Linked DNA regions of Homo sapiens: regions 2, 3 and 4 are each linked to region 1. Evidence: chromatin contacts called from ENCODE Hi-C or POLR2A ChIA-PET data. All regions are on one chromosome and are shown on one strand. The core of a region is the stretch at or near the end of the contact, and the rest is flanking DNA. Distances in the headings are between cores, read along the strand shown.

Region 1 (4,278 bases), core at 1,251-3,750:
TGATTTTGCACCCCTTTGGATCATTTTGTTCCTCTGGAGTTCTGGATGGAATGTGACCTTCCTGGATGGATGTGTATGTGGGACTCCCATGGGCAAGACTTAGATTTTTGGCAGCCAGACCCTCAAGGCAACTGGGAGAGGATGTGGAGGCTCAGCCTCCCTGTTATTTGAAATTTCTCAGAGGCACACAATAATTTTGAAAGATTTTTAAATGGGAATAAGACATTTTAATATCTATGATTAATTTAAATAATTTTATCAACTGAAGTAATGAAACAGACTTCTGTATTAAGGGATATAATTACAGAAGAATATTATTTTTAAAAAATGTTTTACAGCCTCAATTTAAATAAATTGTAAAGTTTAAAGAAAAAATGTGGATCTACTCTGATTGAGACAGGTTTTGTGTTTGGCTTTATGGAGTCTAAATTGAAAATTGCTAGTGTAGAAAACCTGAACTGAGATTTATTTTTGAGAAGATATTTAAAGAGAACAGATAGTTGAGATCTAAGTAGGTAGAGGCTGGGAAAATGAGTTTGTACTGAAGCCAGAACACATGGTGTCTTCACTGGAAATGAATGTTCCCAAAGAATAAACTTTTGTTTGTGTGTATTTATTTATCAGTAGTAACAATTGCTTTTGAATGAGCTAGGACATTTATGATTATAGGGTGTGGGTTTCTTATGGGCACACACAGAGACTGTGAGCTCAAGGCCATGTGAAGAAGGTGGAAATATCTTCCCCGGTTAATTTTCATGGGCCAGATTGTTAGAAATATGTCCAAGAAGTGACTTCATAAAACTTTGAAACTTGGCTGAAAACCCTGGCAGATCTGCATCATCTGGTAAATATTTAAGACCTTGTATATATTATTTTCAAGGAAAGGTAATAAACTGTAGAATTTTTTTTTTCAACAAAAATGAAACACTGTGGGGTTGTTAGCTTTTGCATCAGAACTTTGGTAAGAAAATGTGTTTGTTTTGGTTTTAGGTTTTTTTTGGTTATTTATTTATTTATTTATTTTTTTGAGACAGAGTCTTGCTCTGTCAGCCAGGCTGGAGTGCAGTGGCACGATCTCGGCTCACTGCAAACTCCCTCTCCTGGGCTCAAGCAATTCTCCTGCCTCAGCCTCCCGAGTAGCTGGGTTTACAGGCGTGTGCCACCATGCCCGGCTAATTTTTATGTATTTTTTTAGTAGAGATGGAGTTTCACCATGTTGGCCAGGGTGGTCTTGGACTCCTGACCTCAGGTAATCTGCCCGCCTCGGCCTCCCAAAGTGCTGGGATTACAGGCGTGAGCCACCGCGCCTGGCCCGTTTTGGTGTTTGTTTGTTTGTTTGTTTGTTTTGTTTTTTCCCCAGAGGGGGAGAAAAGAGATCTCATTTCTGATAGATTTAGGTCAGTTTAAATTCTTTTTCACTGAGGTTGACCTGATCAAAGTTTGCCTAGTGACTCAGCAAAGTCTTGCCATGTGGAGGCTTCATTTTTCATCACCTGTTGGTTTTTCCTTTTCTTAAAAATTTATTTCTTTATAGAGACATTTTGATATCATTTTAAAATCTCAGCACGTGACAAATACAAACTGAAAGTGCGAATTCTCATGTAATAAGAAAATTAGAAAGCAGACAAATATCAAGGCCATCTTTCCTCAGGTGATAGCCTTTTGTTAATGATAGTATCTTGGTTTCCTCAGGTGATAGCCTAATTAATGACATCATCTTGTATTTCTGTCCTAATGAAATTCACTTCTGTCATCTCAGGTAAATGGTAAAGAACTCATGGGTAAAGGTAAATGGGTAGAATACTCACGTTCCTATTTTAAAACTTGAGAAATAGAATCACAGATCAAGAATGACTTTCCTGTCTCCCTTTTTCTCAATTCATTGTTCTACTGGTAATAAGGATAACACAGATGTTAACAACTTACTTAATGCCAAAACACTTTACATGTATTATTTTATTTTATTATTTCTTGTGAGATAGGTATATTCCCATTTTTTTCAGATGAGGAGAGAGTGACTTTCAGAGATTTTTTTTTTTTTTTTTTGAGACGGAGTCTTGCTGTGTCGCCAGGCTGTAGTGCAGTGGCGCGATATTGGCTCGCTGCAACCTCCACCTCCCTGGTTCAAGTGATTCTCCTACCTCAGCCTCCCAAGTAGCTGGGATTACAGGCGCGTGCCACCACGCCCAGCTAATTTTTGTATTTTCAGTAGAGACGAGGTTTCACCATGTTGGCCAGGATGGTCATCTCTTGACCTCATGATCTGCCCACCTTGGCCTCCCAAAGTGCTGGGATTACAGGTGTGGGCCACTGTGGCCAGCCAACTTACAGAGATTTTAAAAATTACTGAAATTTACAAAGCTGGAAAATGGCAGAACTGGGAACTGACCCATTTCTGACTTCATGGCCTGTGCTTTAAACTGTTACACCATATGTCTGTCCAGTTATATGCTACAGAGAAAGCAACTTCCACAGGCCAGTTGAAGCCAGCTGCCTTTTACTGGGCTCCCAGCCTGGTTACCGTCCTCCTATTTCTGACATTAAGCAAAGCAGAAGGTTGATTTAGACCTCCCAGGAAAGGGTTCTGGAAAAGCTACAGGACCCTGTTCTTGAGCTCAGGGTCATCTGTCACTGGTAAGACCCCTCTCTAAGATGTTTTAAAACAGCATGTCAAAGACACAGTAAATGAATATATCCTCTATGTAAAGGCTTAGTAAACAGCAGCTCAGTAATTGCCCTAAGTGTAAGCAGGCAAGCCAGAGGCCTCAAACTGGACACGCCTTCCCAGTGTGTAGGCAGGCATCATCTCATAAGATTTACTCCCACCCTGGCCTCTTCCCTTTTCTGTTGACTTGGCCAGAGTCTCAGCTTTTCCTTACCAAAGATCAAAACTAAGACTTCTTGGCTCTCCAAATCAGATCGTCACTAGAGTTTGGCCTGCTGTCAGTAAAGACAAGCTGAGTTGGCCTGAACTTTCCTCCCTTGGCATCCCAGGAAATTGAACCTCTGCTGAAGGACCTGAAAACAACACCTGTCTGTCTCATACCGTAGACATAGCTTTGACTCAAAAACTGAACGTTCCTGATGCCAGGTAAATGGTATCTCAGGGGATGCCATCCAGACTCCCCAGCTTTTAACCCATTTATCTTTAGAAACTTAGCTTTTCTCTTTCAGACCCTTGGCCTGTAAACATGAAATTCTATTTGGGTACAAAGCTAATTCCAGAAAAGGGGGTCCTTTCTGGACTACTTCTGTTTTTGCATCGTAGTAGCCATCTATTGTTACTTTGTTGATTATTAATTTTCTAAAAGGAATAGTTTTGTAGGACACATACTCTAGACCCTATTTGTGCAAAATTTACTATAATGGAAGTTGCCTTAAATGCCTGACTCTGCACTGTTTGTTTTAGAAGGAGAAAAGACATTTAAACTCTGCATTTATCTTTCTGCTTGGTTCTGTGAGCTAGTGAGATTTAACTCTTCAATTTCCTCATGACTCAAAAATTCAAATATCTTAGCCACCCACCACAACAAAATATCACAAGTGTTCTTAGAGCTTTAGGAGGAGGAAGAGTGTGGTCAGAATGCTGCCTTCTTTCTAATACCACAGTCAAAAAACATTTTCTCACTTACTGATTCAATACAGAAAAACTGACCTTTCATTTTAGCTTTTGCATGTTAAGAACATGATTTCTAACATTCCATTCATTACAGCAAAAGCTCATTATTTTAAATGTCTCAGATGTTCATTATCATGCCATGTTTCCTCTTCTGCTTCCTAAGAGAGGAGGTAGTGTCACTCACATCTGGCAAATGGGAAAGAGTTAAACAGATAAGCCATGACTCATCAACCAACTCAGCTCTGGCCCCAGGCAGCAGGTGGTTCTTTTGATCTTTCACTAAATGGGGACTTTTACAGGAAACAGTCCTTGAGGAAGGCAGTTTAAGTAACTTGGCAGTTTTGTAAGCAGCATGCATGTAAACTAGAAGATAATCTTTTCATGCCCAAACATATTATAAATTAGGGATGGAACCAGATGCAAAAGGGACCCCAAACATGAGATTTCTGTATTGCACACATTATTCAGTCATGAGCCATGGAAACATAATTGGTAATGTCTTGCCTGTGTCTTGAATCCCAAATTGAAGACGGGGAATGAGGGGCTCTATATTTAGAAGGTTATGTATGATACCAAAGAAAATTACCAACATGGGATCAAGGAGTGAACAAATCAGTTTGAAACTGAGCAAGAAGATGGGTGCATCACCAGGAGGATGA
Region 2 (4,278 bases), core at 590-3,089, 250 kb after region 1:
CCTGTTTTAAAGTATTTTGTGATTCTTTTATGGTGATCCTTGATAAACTGGAATTAGGACTTTTGAATCTATCCTAACAGTCCTTAAGGTTGTTCTTAACAAGAAAATCACATAATGAAAGAGGGAATTCATCACATAGTGAAAGAGGTAATTATTGGTATTAAATTCAGTGAAGAATGATTGCCTTGGGAAAAGGGATTAGACATACTGGAGGAAGGAAACCAGCTTGAAGGCTATGCTGATAGTTCATATGGGAACAGGGTAGTTGAAATAGAAATCAAAAGGAGACAGACACTAGAACCATTGTTTATTCATTCTATGTTGATCATCAAAACTATGCTAGGTTCTGAAGATCCGGTTGCAGGAAAGACAGAAGAGGCCCCTATTCTTGTGGAACTTACATTCTAACAAAAGGAAAAACTCAGCAGGATTTGGTGATTGACCAATAGGATATTTGTGCCTTTAAGAGAATGACACTTACTGCAAGGCCAGATGTCTAGCTACAAAGGATTGACCACATAAATGTTGAACATTCATAAAATGAAATACTAGGCAGCCATACGGAATTATGAAACATACTTATTTACATGGGAGACTATTCATATGTTATTGAGTTAGAAAAACACAAATATAGAATATGATCTAGAAAATTATATACCATTTTATATGAATAATAGGATTATTAGTGATTTATCTGATTACTCTTCATTCGGTGGTTGTTTATTGAGTACCTACTTTTTTTTTTTTTGATACGGAGTCTCGCTCTGTTGCCAGGCTGGAGTGCAGTGGTGCAATCTCGGCTCACTGCAACCTCCACCTCCTGGGTTCAGCGATTCTCCTGCCTCAGCTTCCCAGGTAGCTGGGACTATAGGCGTGCACCACCATGCCCAGCTAATTTTGTATTTTTAGTAGAGACGGAGTTTCACCATGTTGGCCAGGATGGTCTTGATCTCTTGACCTTGTGATCCTGCCTTGGCCTCCCAAAGTGCTGAGATTACAGGCGTAAGCCACCATGCCCTGCCTCTTTTTTTTTTTTTTTTTTTTTTTTGAGAGAGTCTTGCTCTGTCTCCAAGGCTGGAGTGCAGTGGCGCGATCTCGGCTCACTGCAACCTCTGGCTCCTGGGTTCAAGCGATTCTCGTACCTCAGCCTCCTGAGTAGCTGGGATTACATGTGTACACTACCACGCCTGGCTAATTTTTTTTGTATTTTTAGTAGAGACGGGGTTTCGCCATGTTGTCCAGGCTGGTCTTAAACTCCTGAGCTCAGGCAATCTGCCCACCTTGGCTTGTTTATTGAGTACCTACTTTGTACCAAGCATTGTTTGGGGCTCTTAAGGATAAGTGGTAAACAAGATGGACACAGTCTGTTATTAGTTTTTTGTCTTATCTTTTCTAACTTTTTTTTGTAAGGAACTCACATTATTTTTATGGCAAAATAATTTCTTAAAAAAGTTTAAAAAAATCCTTCCATTGGCCATTTGTGTGGTATGTGTGTTTTATGAATTCTCCTTGACCATACATTTGGAGTGGGTGCACTCTTTTAAATTACACTGTTCTGTCCTGTGTCTTGTCCAGGTCTTGCACAAGATAGGAGGTGGCTCCAGGACACCAGTCTCCTTCTTAGGGTAGATTAGGGCACTGTCTGCCCTTTGGTGAAGCCAGCGTGGTCAGAACTCCCAGATTTGGTTTGGCTCCAAGGCAAATAGAGTCCTGCTGGGACTCTGCTGGCTGTTTATAGTCCTTTCAAGGGTCCGGTCATTCCAACCTTGGTGTCTATTTACGTTTGCCGTATGTTACTTGACGCTCCTTCATTCCCGTTGAAGCTGCCTCTCCCGGAAATCTCTGTCATTCCATAAGCCCTAGCTGCTGCCTCACCGTGCAGCTGACCTCATGCAGATTGAAAAACAAAATGTATTCTGGCTACATTTAAAGGAAGTTTTGAGGCCAGTTGATGGGCAAGGACTTGGCTGTATTACTTTGTGGGCGGAGCGCTTAAAGGGGGATCTAGCACTGGCTAGCACCAGATTCCAGGGCTCTTACACAAAAGCCTTTGTGTTATTTTTTCCTCCCTCTGCCCAGCTCTTCTCCCATGACTACTAATAGTGTCTCTCTGCTATAATGCACTCATCATTGCCTTCTATTTTTAAAATGCTAGATCTTGCATATGCCAAAGAACAAACAGGCAAGCAAAAAGCCACCGAATTATTAAAAAGTATTCCATGTTCCTATAATAAATTATATAAGTAAACATATGGATACATATATATATGTGTATATATATGTGTATATATATATGTGTATATATATGTATATATATGTATATATATACATATATATATGTGTATATATATATACATATATATGTGTATATATATATATACATATATATATGTGTATATATATATATATGAAGAATTACCTACAATCTTATTCCCTGGAGATATTTTGATACAATTTCTCTGTATACTTGTTTTTACTTTGTGCTCACATGGTTTTTCTAAGCTTTTGTTCTACCACTTATATAGCCTACTTATAGACCTTAAGCTGTGTCTGTACCAATGTTTTCCACCTAAGATAGACCTATTCTTTCTATAGAGAACAAATGCTATTATAATTTGGTACTTAACTACTTTTTCTAACTTCAAGATGGCCTCTTGGCCCTCATCATATGATCACAGAATATTTGTTCATTTCAAGGAAGCATTCATTTAGTTTTTCGTGTTAGCTCTAGTTATGTGAAATCTCTGGAGTCATGCTGGCCAATCTAATCCTTACTGTTTGGATTCTGTGATAACACCGAGGGCTCCTTGGGGTCACTGATGATCTTGAGCTTTGCACCAACCTGAAGGAAGAAGGAGGAGAAGACGTTCCTCTGACCAAAATCATCCCACACTTACCCTCTATCATCTGTTTAGAGTGTTAGAACATTGTTGACATTTGTGTGAGCAGTCCTGGAGCACAAATCCTTGATACAGTGTAAGTGAATGGACAAGCAACACGGACAAAGTTTAATTGCAGGGTCCATTTTTTTGCTAGTTTCAGAAATAAATTTTCCTTAGGAATTTCCTTGTTGTCAGTGTTTTCTCTCTGATTATTGAGTTCAGCTCTTTTCAGGCCAGACCTCTGTACATCTAGCTTTCTCTGTCTTCCAGAGTCTGATTAGTGTCACAAAGATGCCATGCAATTCCAAAGAGGCAAGATCTTTCTTGTTTCAGTGTTTCAGGTCTTTCTTTAATTCATTCTGTTTACAGAAATCATCTACTGCTACCTTCTTGGTTTTTTTTTTTTTTTTTTGAGACGGAGTCTCACTCTGTGGTCCAGGCTGGCTGGAGTGCAGTGGTGGATCTCAGCTCACTGCAACCTCCACCTCCTGGGTTCAAGCAATTCTCCTGCCTCAGCCTCCAAAGTAGCTGGGACTACAGGTATGTGCCACCACGCCTGGCTAATTTTTGTATTTTTTAATAGAGATGGGGTTTCACCATGTTGGCCAGGCTCGTCTAGAACTCCTGACCTCAGGTGACCCACCCACCTCGGCCTCCCAAAGTGCTAGGATTACAGGTTGTATTAACTATTGATAACCCCTTTATATATTTAGTTCCCCATACCAGTTCTTTTTGTTCGGCCGTCTACTTTTGGCCACACATTTTTTCCTCTTTTCACTGAGCTAAACTGAGTGCTGAATTGCAGTAATAATCTCATTTTAAATGTCTCGTTCATCTTTCTCTTTCCTGTGTTTTAAAATTTTATCTTTAATAGTGTACCTTACTATTTGTAAGTCACCTGCCTTCTCCCCTCTGTTTTGGAAGCAGGTAAAGTATAAATCATAGAGAGATCATATAAGTTGTCCCATCCTTGTAAATCTCTCACATAGTCTTATGCATATTTTCTGTATCTCCAGCTCAGTTGTCCCTCATTTTGTTTCTTTAATTTTATTACTTACTTTACTTGTTAATTTACTTGTAGACATTTGGATTTTCACTAGACATTCACAAGATGGTTTCTGTCTGTAGTTAAATAGTGGTGGGATGGGCATAAGATTTAGGGTACTGTGGAGGGGTGCTTTTTAATCATGTTGATTAATGTTGAAAGAAATGACTTGAGGTTTGGTTGATATTTATATTTACTCAGAGCTAATTTTTTGATTCTGTTTTTCCTTTTGTTTGCCTTCTGAAACTCCACTCGTTGTTTGATATGAGTAGAATTCTGTGTGTATAATCAGAGAGAAGAAAGTTCTTTCTCACTAAGTTTATGGTCAATCTAAGTAAGCAATGAGTTTAA
Region 3 (4,278 bases), core at 808-3,307, 180 kb after region 1:
ATTCTCTTTTTTATTTTTTATTTTTTGAGACGTAGTTTCACTCTTGTTGCCCAGGCTAGAGTGCAATGGTGCAATCTCGGCTCAGCTCACTGCAACCTCCCCCTCCCGGGTTCAAGCCATTCTTCTGTCTCAGCCTCCTGAGTAGCTGGGATTACAGGTGCCTGCCACTACACCCGGCTAATTTTTGGTATTTTTAGTAGAGACAGGGTTTCACCATGTTGGCTAGGCAGGCCTCGAACTCCTGACCTCAGGTGATCTGCCTGCCTCGGCCTCCCAAAGTGTTGGGATTACAGGCGTGAGCCACCACGTCTGGCCTTCTCCTCACCATTGAATTCAAAAGTTAGATGCCTGAGAAATTAGGGAAAAGGATTACACTGCAGTATTGGAAAGATTCTGAAAAAATATGTCATAGGAGTAACTTAGTCTTAAGGCTTTTGTCAACTCAACAAGTCTTTTTTATTTCCACTCCTCATTCCTGTATGGAAAGATACATGTTTCTAGTCAAATTGGAAGCATTTTAAAAAGTTTCCCCTCTATTTTGGTATGTAAAAATAATTTTGCTTTTCTTTTTTTTTGCTGAATATTTGTTACTGTACAAATATGAACCACTTTTTGACAATCACATTTAATTTCTGATCTTTAGGTCAGTCACCTTTCATCTTTGGGGAAATAACAATATAAACTAACTTGAATTTGTAGAACCCGAAAAAAAAGTATAAAAGAAAAATAAATTCATTGCCTTGAGTAGAAGAAGCTGCTCTTGAGACTAAAAATAGTGCTTATTTATTTTAAAGTATAAGAGCCTAAAAGTTGATATTTTATACTAGACTCGTTCCAGAAGAAAGATAAATTTAATAGCTGGATAATTAAACTAATTAAATTCATCTTAAAATGCCACCTTACTTTTTGATGAATTACACTTATGTTATTTTAACTTATTTGGTTAATATTTTACTGTTTATGTATTTCAGACCAATTTATTACCCCTAAAATTCCAGAAGCCTCTAAAAATTCCATATAACCAAATATTAATGTAATTTAGATTGAGAGTTAATTAGATCTATTCAGTACAATCCATGATTTATACTTTCTAGGAAAGTAAAGATTTGGGATTGTCACAGGTTATTATTTAACTAACAAATCATAGAAAGGAGCAACATCTCCTGAATTCAGCTCAGTGTTTTTTGTGATTAGAACATCTTCCCACGTAGCTGTCCCACGTATTGAATATGTTGATTTTATAGTCAAAATGATGTTTGAATATTTCTAGTAGAAAAGCCCAAAATAATCCTGGCTTGAACAAGATAGAAGTTTGGTTTTTTCTCACATAAAAGAAGTACAGAGCAGCAATCAGACCTGGTACGGTAGCTCCTCCGGTATCAAGTGGAACCCGTGTTTCTACCCTCATGCTCCACCGTCCTCTACCCGTCATACGCAAAGGCCTCTCTGGGTCTGAGTTGCCAGCTGCTCTAGCCATCAAGTCCACATTACAGCCTGGAAGAAGGGGAGGAAAGTAGAAGGGCATAAAGGGAGCCCCTCCTAATTGAGTCAGCTCCCTGTAAGCAGCTCTCCCAGAATTTCAACACAACAATTCCACTCATTGGCCAGAACATGGCCACACCTAGCTGCAAGGGAGATAGGGAATGTAGTTTTAAATTCTGTGCAGGAATATGAACAGCTAAAAACCAGGATTTTGTTACTAAGAAATAAGGGAAGAATAGATGGGGGCGGTGGGGGGAGAGTAGTCAATATCACAGTGGTTTTATGTTCATATTATTTCCTGGCTCTTGGGGCTACCATGTAGAAAATCAAAACACCTCTTTCTGTTTTTGTTATGAGCTATGGTTTCTTAATTTAGAAATCTGGCTTAATTTAGAAATCCTGTTTCTTCTGTGAAGTATCATTTCTTTATTTGGCAATCTTGACTGACTCTTGCTTTCTTCTTTCCTCTTGCCTTTCAGCTGTTTTGGAAAGAAGTGAGGTTTAGACTTCTCCATGTTAACCATGAGCGTGACACTTTCCCCCCTGAGGTCACAGGACCTGGATCCCATGGCTACTGATGCTTCACCCATGGCCATCAACATGACACCCACTGTGGAGCAGGGTGAGGGAGAAGAGGCAATGAAGGACATGGACTCTGACCAGCAGTATGAAAAGCCACCCCCACTACACACAGGGGCTGACTGGAAGATTGTCCTCCACTTACCTGAAATTGAGACCTGGCTCCGGATGACCTCAGAGAGGGTCCGAGACCTAACCTATTCAGTCCAGCAGGATTCGGACAGCAAGCATGTGGATGTACATCTAGTTCAACTAAAGGTAAGGCAAGGTCTGTGATCCTCTCAGGATAGAAGTTTTCAAAAGGCTGTGGCACCTAGAGACTGTGTTCTGTAATTTCCAGTGAGGAATTGTCCAGGAAGAAAAGCACAGTACCAGGTTTCAAACCATTATCTTTAGAGATAAACATGGAAATAATTAATTCTTCTCTGATTTTACTACATGTGCTGATTATCTAGAATACAACTGGCCTTTGGTGATAGTGCAGAGAAATGGGGAAAGGGAGGGGTATTTTTGTGCAGTGTTATCAAAATAAGTTACACAGAATAAAAGTATTTAAAAACTCTTACAAAGGGTTTAATAAAAGACTCTTATAGGTAAAATATCAAATGCAGCTGTGATTGTGAGTATTTGTATGTGACTGTTATCTTCAGTTGAAGCTGATGCTGCCTTTGTGGCAAACAATGAATTCTGACATAGTAGGGAAGGGCAATGTTCTTTTACAATGAGTTGTTTCATCCAGGCACAATGCTTCATGTAGAACAAAGGTGATTTTATGACAACTCATCTAAAGTTCAGACATTTAAAAAAAAAGTCTGTGGACTCAGAAGCCCTTTAAAAGCCTGACTGTTGGTGATAATGAAATGGAGTTGCTAGTAAAGAGTACTACTAATAGCGTTTTTGGCCTAGGGACTTCAAGATAAGGTGAACCTCGCCCTGCCATAGTCACTCCTCTCTCCCAGGTCCTTGAGGGAAATACACACTCAGGTCAGTGACCTGCAGAGCAAGACAGGTTTATAACCAATCAGGGCACTGGCCACAAACCCCATGGTAAATTTCTAGTCAATTAGAAGTAACACTAAGGAAACTTCCTTTACCTAAACTGGTTCATCCTAAATAATCTGAAATGAAAGGTCAAACATTCTTGGATCTTAACACTTAAATGGTTTACAGGATGCAGCCATCAGCCTGAGTGGGAAAGATGAGCACTTAAAATGAAGCATAGAGCCTAGAGCAGAGCAGGCTCAGCCTTCTCAGGCTGGTTCAGCAGATCCAGAGCCCAGCTGCCCCATTACAGAAAGTGTTCAAATGAGTGTGGTCGGGGGAGAGAACAAAAGAGCCAGAATCTTAAAGGTGACTGGGCTTCTCCCAGGTTGAGCAGGTCTAGTGTCTGATTTCTACAGGTTATTAGGGAAAAAAGTACAAAAAGGCAACAGAGAGATGGCTAGGAATTAGCTTCAACAGAATGCAAACCCCAGCCATCTTTCTGCTGTTGCAGCAGGGAGTGATTTGACTCAGTCTGTGAAACATGGTTTGTATAATCAGAATAGCAGGTCTCCAACTCCTTGAGGTTAAAGTGAAATAGAAATTTGGAGGCTCTGCTTTGCCCCCTTCCCTTCTCTGTCCCCTCCAAGGCTACCCTTACATGTAGCTCCCATAAGTAGATAGGGGGTTAGGTTTATAAGGAAAGTCAACTACTGCTTTCTGGAATCTTTCAGACTTACATAGAAAAGGTGGGGACAATAAAGGGAAATATCTTTAGAAGTCTCAGTAAAAAAAATGTGTTGTTAAGGGCTATTAAAAACATTAATGAGTCAATTAACTTTATTGAATTACATTAACAACTTGGAAGTGAAAATTTAAATTTTAGTTCCAAATAAGAATGTAAAGTTTTTGTACAATTAACATAGGGTTATATTTAGTGTTTGAGAAACCAACTCTAGGGTTGTATGTATTTTTCTCATTGGAACTGCCTATCACGTTCTTACCTTGGTCAAAAGGTATTTCACACCCACCTCCATCAGCTCCATCCCTTAGTGTGGTCTGTCTCCCCTGCTGAGAAAGGAGCCCCAGGAGGGCATGAAGTCAACACAGTAATTACATAGTAGTTACTCAGTCAATAACTATTAAGGGGATAAATATAAATTGTCCTATGTTCATTTTATCCTAGGATGTCTATCATGACTTTTCGGGGTACTAGTTTCATTAGGTTACTTAACC
Region 4 (4,278 bases), core at 1,215-3,714, 150 kb after region 1:
AGGGAGGGTGGAAGAGAGAAGAGAGAGAGAGAATGTTGAGAACTAGCTGTGTGGGGAGGGCCCCTGATGACAGCTGTGACCTCTGGTCTAAGTCAAAGTATGTTGGCAAACTAGAGCAAGCCTGCAGGGAGGGGAAGGGATAAATGTCCTAACCTCACTCTTCTCTTTTCCTAATCTCAAGCCAGTGGTCCTGTATGAACCCAATCAGAAGCCAGAGGGCAGAGGGCAGAGCTTGCAGCAAATGCCATTCTGGGATCATTTTGTACCATACTTTATTCATATTCTCCTTCCCTGGATGCCTCCAACTCTCACCCAAGTGCTTCCATTTATGTACCTTCCTCTTCTTCCTGCTTCTGCATGCTCCATACTGGCTGACACCTAGAGCAGATCATTTTAAATACCCCTCCCCTTGCTTGTACAGGACAAAATTATTTTCAATAATGATGTCATAATGATTGTTTTTTTGACTCATTCTTAAATTTCACAACAAATATAATTGACAATTTTAAAAGACTAAATTACAATGTTGACATTATTCAAATTTGGTAAAATATTTCATGTATAATCTCAAATTTTCATTTACCAAACAAAAATATTTCAGATTTCAGTTTGCAGTTCATTCTCTGTTTCATTATGATATGGTTTGATTGTGTCCCCACCCAAAATCTCATCTTGAATTATAATCCCCAAATCCCCACGTGTCAATGGTGGGACCAGGTGGATGTAATTGAATCATGGGGGCAGTTTCCCCCATACTGTTCTTGTGATAGTGAGTTCTCATGAGATCTGATGGTTTTATAACCATCTAGCTTTTCCCCTGCTAGCACCCATTCTCTCTCCTGCCACCCTGTGAAGAGGTGCCTTCTGCCATGATTGCAATATTTCCTGAGGCCTCCCCAGTCATGCAGAACTGTGATGAGATTACCCGGTCTCCTGTATTTCTTCATAGCAGTGTGAGAATTGACTAATACACACTCTTTTAAATTTTAAACATAAATTAAAAATTCCAAGTGTCCATGAAGAATGACAGAATTGATATAACTCAAGTTTCAGTTCTTCCTTTTGAAAATCAGTTTCTAATCTACTGTTTAAACAAGGAATAGGTAGCACTCTGGAGGCCAGAGGTAGGAACTGCTCCTGCAGCAAACTTGAATGGTTCTAGACCCTTAGAATGTATCCTGGGAAGGAGTGTAGCTGGCTTTAAGTGTGTCAGGACTGATAGTGTAACGAAAGCTCTCTGAATTAGCTTCCATGTAGAATAGAATACAATTTTTTGTTTGTTTGTTTGTTTTGAGACAGAGTCTTGCTCTGTTGCCCAGGTGGGAGGGAGTGCAGTGGTGTGATCTTGGCTCACTGTAACCTCTGCCTCCTGGGTTCAAGCGATTCTCCTGCCTCAGCCTCCCGAGTAGCTGGGATTACAGGCATGTGCCACTATGCCCAGCTAATTTTTGTATTTTTAGTAGAGACGGGGTTTCCCTATGTTGGCCAGGCTGGTCTTGGGCTCCTGACCTCGTGATCTGCCCACCTTGGCCTCTCAAAGTCCTGGGATTACAGACATGAGCCACTGGGCCTGGGGAATACAATGTTTTTATAAAGAAAATTTTAAAAAGAGAGAGAATTGGAGGCTTATATGTTGTTAAAATTGCAGTAATTCTTAGTTTAAGAATGTTAGCCCTGGTGTTAATAAAAAGCAAGTTGACTTTTGGTCAGTTTATTATTGTTTTACAATTCTCCACAAACAATTCAGTCCCTTATTGTCTATACCCTGGGCACAGCAAAGTAAAGTAGAAAAGAAAGAGAGTGAATCTAGGGGCCGCAGGAAGGCAGCTTACCCAGGACATTAAGTTATAAATTGAGAACTTTCCAAGTCATTCCTTATCTGTTTTCATGAAATTGTCAAGCCCATTAGTGTCTTATCCTTACAGATTTTTGTGACAGCCATGTACTTGTGGTGAGTGCTTGAGTGGGGATGATTATAACAAAATGGAAGAAAGATCTATAATTCTACATAACAAATGAAAACCTTGGAAGTTCTCTTTTTGCCGTAAGACTGCTTCCTAGAGCTTGTGGCAAGTGCCATTCTGGATCATTTTATACCATACTTTATTCATATTCTCCTTCCCTGGATGCCTCCAACTCTCACCCAAGTGCCTCCATTTATGTGCCTTCCTCATCTTCCTACGTCCACATGTCACAGGACAGGCTGGTTCCTTTTTCCATCTTGGCTTTCCTTTCCCATCCCCTTCTTGGCTACCCCTGTTTCCTTCTTCTTTCTTCACTGGACCAGACATGAATTTGTTCTGGGAACTTTTACTAATCTATGGAAAAGGTTGTTAATAGGCTTCATGTCAGATGTTCAGTTGCTTAGTAACCCAAAGGACCTCCTGCCAAGTTTATGTTCAGAGAATTAGACAAACCATCCAGTCCCCACTGTTCTCAGGCCTGGGCTGCATCAGCTCTCCAGCTCGGCTATGTGTGAGGAGATCCCCACACAGGCTCAGAAAGGAGCCTCAGCCTCCACAGAGCAATGAGTGTGAGGGCAGAGTCTGAGCCTACCTGGCCCAGTCTGAAGAGGAATCTGGGGAGGCTGACCTGAACAGATGTGCAGGCATGTTTTCAGAGCTCCTAAAACTGATATTTACTGCATGTTAGTGAGGTGGTTTGAATTTTTCAGTTTCTCTGCTTCTTCCTTTGTTCCGCTTCCTGATCTATCTCTCCTTCTCATTTCAGTTCCTAGTGTTTTTCAGGAAACCCATGGTTTTAGACTTACAGGCTCTCTATCAAATGGTACCATGTAGACTTAGAGCAGTGGAGTAGTACTCATCTCTTGTTGCCAACCTCCACAAACACACAGAAACCATACAAAATCCCCACGGATTCTGGATTAGGATGTATCAACGTGGAGGAGAAGGGTTTCTACACTGGTAGGAGGAATGAATCTGGGTAAAATAATTGCTTTTAATGACCGCTAGGAGTTTAGAAACATCCTACGGCACAGCAAAGAGTTTCCTTGCTGAACTGCAGATGGTGTTTATTGCCAGATGATGTGCAGAAAAGTGCCAGATGATTAGGCTCTTTCTAGGGGATGTCAGAATCTTCCATAACCCATGCAAATAATTGGCTTTCTAACACCCCCAGACTGTAACACAAGGGAGGTAGGAAAACTTCTAAGAAGGTAGTTATCATGGCATGAGTAAAAATTTCTGTTTGCCACACCATGGCTAGCAGCGGGGAGTGGGTGGTTGAACAAGAACTCCTCCAAGACTCTGGCTGGCTGGGAGCCAGGATTCTTCAACTGGAAATGAACAGGGAAGGAGGGGAAAAGAACAAAAATCTGCTGAGGGATAATAAAAATTTTAATGATTCTTCAAATGTTGCATTGTCTTGTAAACGTAGTTGTAAATTTAACTTTAAAATGACTTTTACTCAATTGGGTCAGAGACGTAAAAATGATTAAAAGAAAGGAATAGGTCTCAGATTAGCAATAATATTTGTACAAAAAGGTTTTCAGTGTTCAGAGTAATTGACGGACTGGTTTTGGGTGATGGTTTTAATTACTGGGAGCTTATATATAATTATACAATTTATAATATATAATATATAATTTATAAAATTATATAATTTTCAATGAGCAACCACTCTAAACATAAGGATGAGAGCTCAGGTATCAGCTGTGGAGTTTTTCTTAAGAATACAAGTAAATTGAGTGTGACCTGACCTTAGTCTGTTATTGTAACCAGAGTTACTATTCTTTGCTCTAGTCTAGAAATATCTCCAAGTAGGAGATATGTGTAGGGAAGGTAGATGATCTTTGTGCCTTCACTCTAATGGTCTTGGAGTAGGAATGTAGATCATGGTTTGATGGAGGGATATTGGTGATGGGTGGGGCTTTCTTATCCATGGCAAGGAAAATGCTGGTGAAAGGCTTCATGTGTGGCATGATTAGTTGATATAACCCAATAAGATTAGTTTATATAGGCAGGGTGTGGTGGCTCACCCCTATATCGCCTGTAATCCCAGCACTTTGGGAGGCCGATGCAGGTGGATCACCTGAGGTCAGGAGTTTGATACCAGCCTGGCCAACATGGTGAAACCCTGTCTCTACTAAAAATACAAAAATTAGCCAGGCATGGTGGCATACGCTTGTAATCCCAGCCACTCAGGAGGCTGAGGCAGGAGAATCACTTGAACCTGGCAGGTGGAGGTTGCAGTGAGCCAAGATTGCACCACTGCACTCCAGCCTGGGCCACAGAGCAAGACTCCGTCTCAAAAACCAAA

Evidence for each region. A loop is a pair of places that touch in the nucleus more often than their neighbours do. ChIA-PET counts read pairs that join two places held with the same protein, here RNA polymerase II (POLR2A). Pooled maps may share reads with other maps.
Region 2: a loop to region 1 is called in a map of PC-9, with 27 times the contacts of the local background. The contact joins two enhancer-like sites. A Hi-C loop is called at or near these places in 18 of 168 maps with a recorded cell type or tissue (IMR-90, MCF 10A, PC-3 and 14 more) and 18 of 50 pooled maps. POLR2A ChIA-PET finds 5 or more read pairs at or near these places in 4 of 52 experiments (BJ, CD4-positive, alpha-beta T cell, MCF 10A and 1 more).
Region 3: a map of ascending aorta shows a loop between it and region 1 (2.1-fold over the local background). The contact joins two enhancer-like sites. A Hi-C loop is called at or near these places in 1 of 168 maps with a recorded cell type or tissue (ascending aorta) and 3 of 50 pooled maps. POLR2A ChIA-PET finds 5 or more read pairs at or near these places in 2 of 52 experiments (WTC11 and activated naive CD4-positive, alpha-beta T cell).
Region 4: a loop to region 1 is called in a map of sigmoid colon, with 3 times the contacts of the local background. The contact joins two enhancer-like sites. A Hi-C loop is called at or near these places in 2 of 168 maps with a recorded cell type or tissue (PC-3 and sigmoid colon) and 2 of 50 pooled maps. POLR2A ChIA-PET finds 5 or more read pairs at or near these places in 1 of 52 experiments (T-cell).

The regions. Positions count from the first base shown.
Region 1 is chr14:32,255,997-32,260,274 of GRCh38, forward strand. No RefSeq gene overlaps it. Among named protein-coding and RNA genes, the nearest start is that of RNU6-8, 55 kb to the left of the region's middle. Within about 2 kb of position 2,501, at least 3 of the 41 ENCODE cell types and tissues checked have a DNase peak (open chromatin) inside an H3K27ac peak, as active enhancers do.
Region 2 is chr14:32,508,097-32,512,374 of GRCh38, forward strand. The region is part of intron 2 of AKAP6 (A-kinase anchoring protein 6); the gene reads left to right. Among named protein-coding and RNA genes, the nearest start is that of AKAP6, 180 kb to the left of the region's middle. Within about 2 kb of position 1,840, at least 21 of the 41 ENCODE cell types and tissues checked have a DNase peak (open chromatin) inside an H3K27ac peak, as active enhancers do.
Region 3 is chr14:32,431,499-32,435,776 of GRCh38, forward strand. AKAP6 (A-kinase anchoring protein 6) reads left to right here. Exons shown (of 14, transcript NM_004274.5): 2 at 1,962-2,319. The coding sequence starts at 1,996. Among named protein-coding and RNA genes, the nearest start is that of AKAP6, 100 kb to the left of the region's middle. Within about 2 kb of position 2,058, at least 5 of the 41 ENCODE cell types and tissues checked have a DNase peak (open chromatin) inside an H3K27ac peak, as active enhancers do.
Region 4 is chr14:32,404,932-32,409,209 of GRCh38, forward strand. All of the region lies in intron 1 of AKAP6 (A-kinase anchoring protein 6), which reads left to right. Among named protein-coding and RNA genes, the nearest start is that of AKAP6, 78 kb to the left of the region's middle. Within about 2 kb of position 2,465, at least 5 of the 41 ENCODE cell types and tissues checked have a DNase peak (open chromatin) inside an H3K27ac peak, as active enhancers do.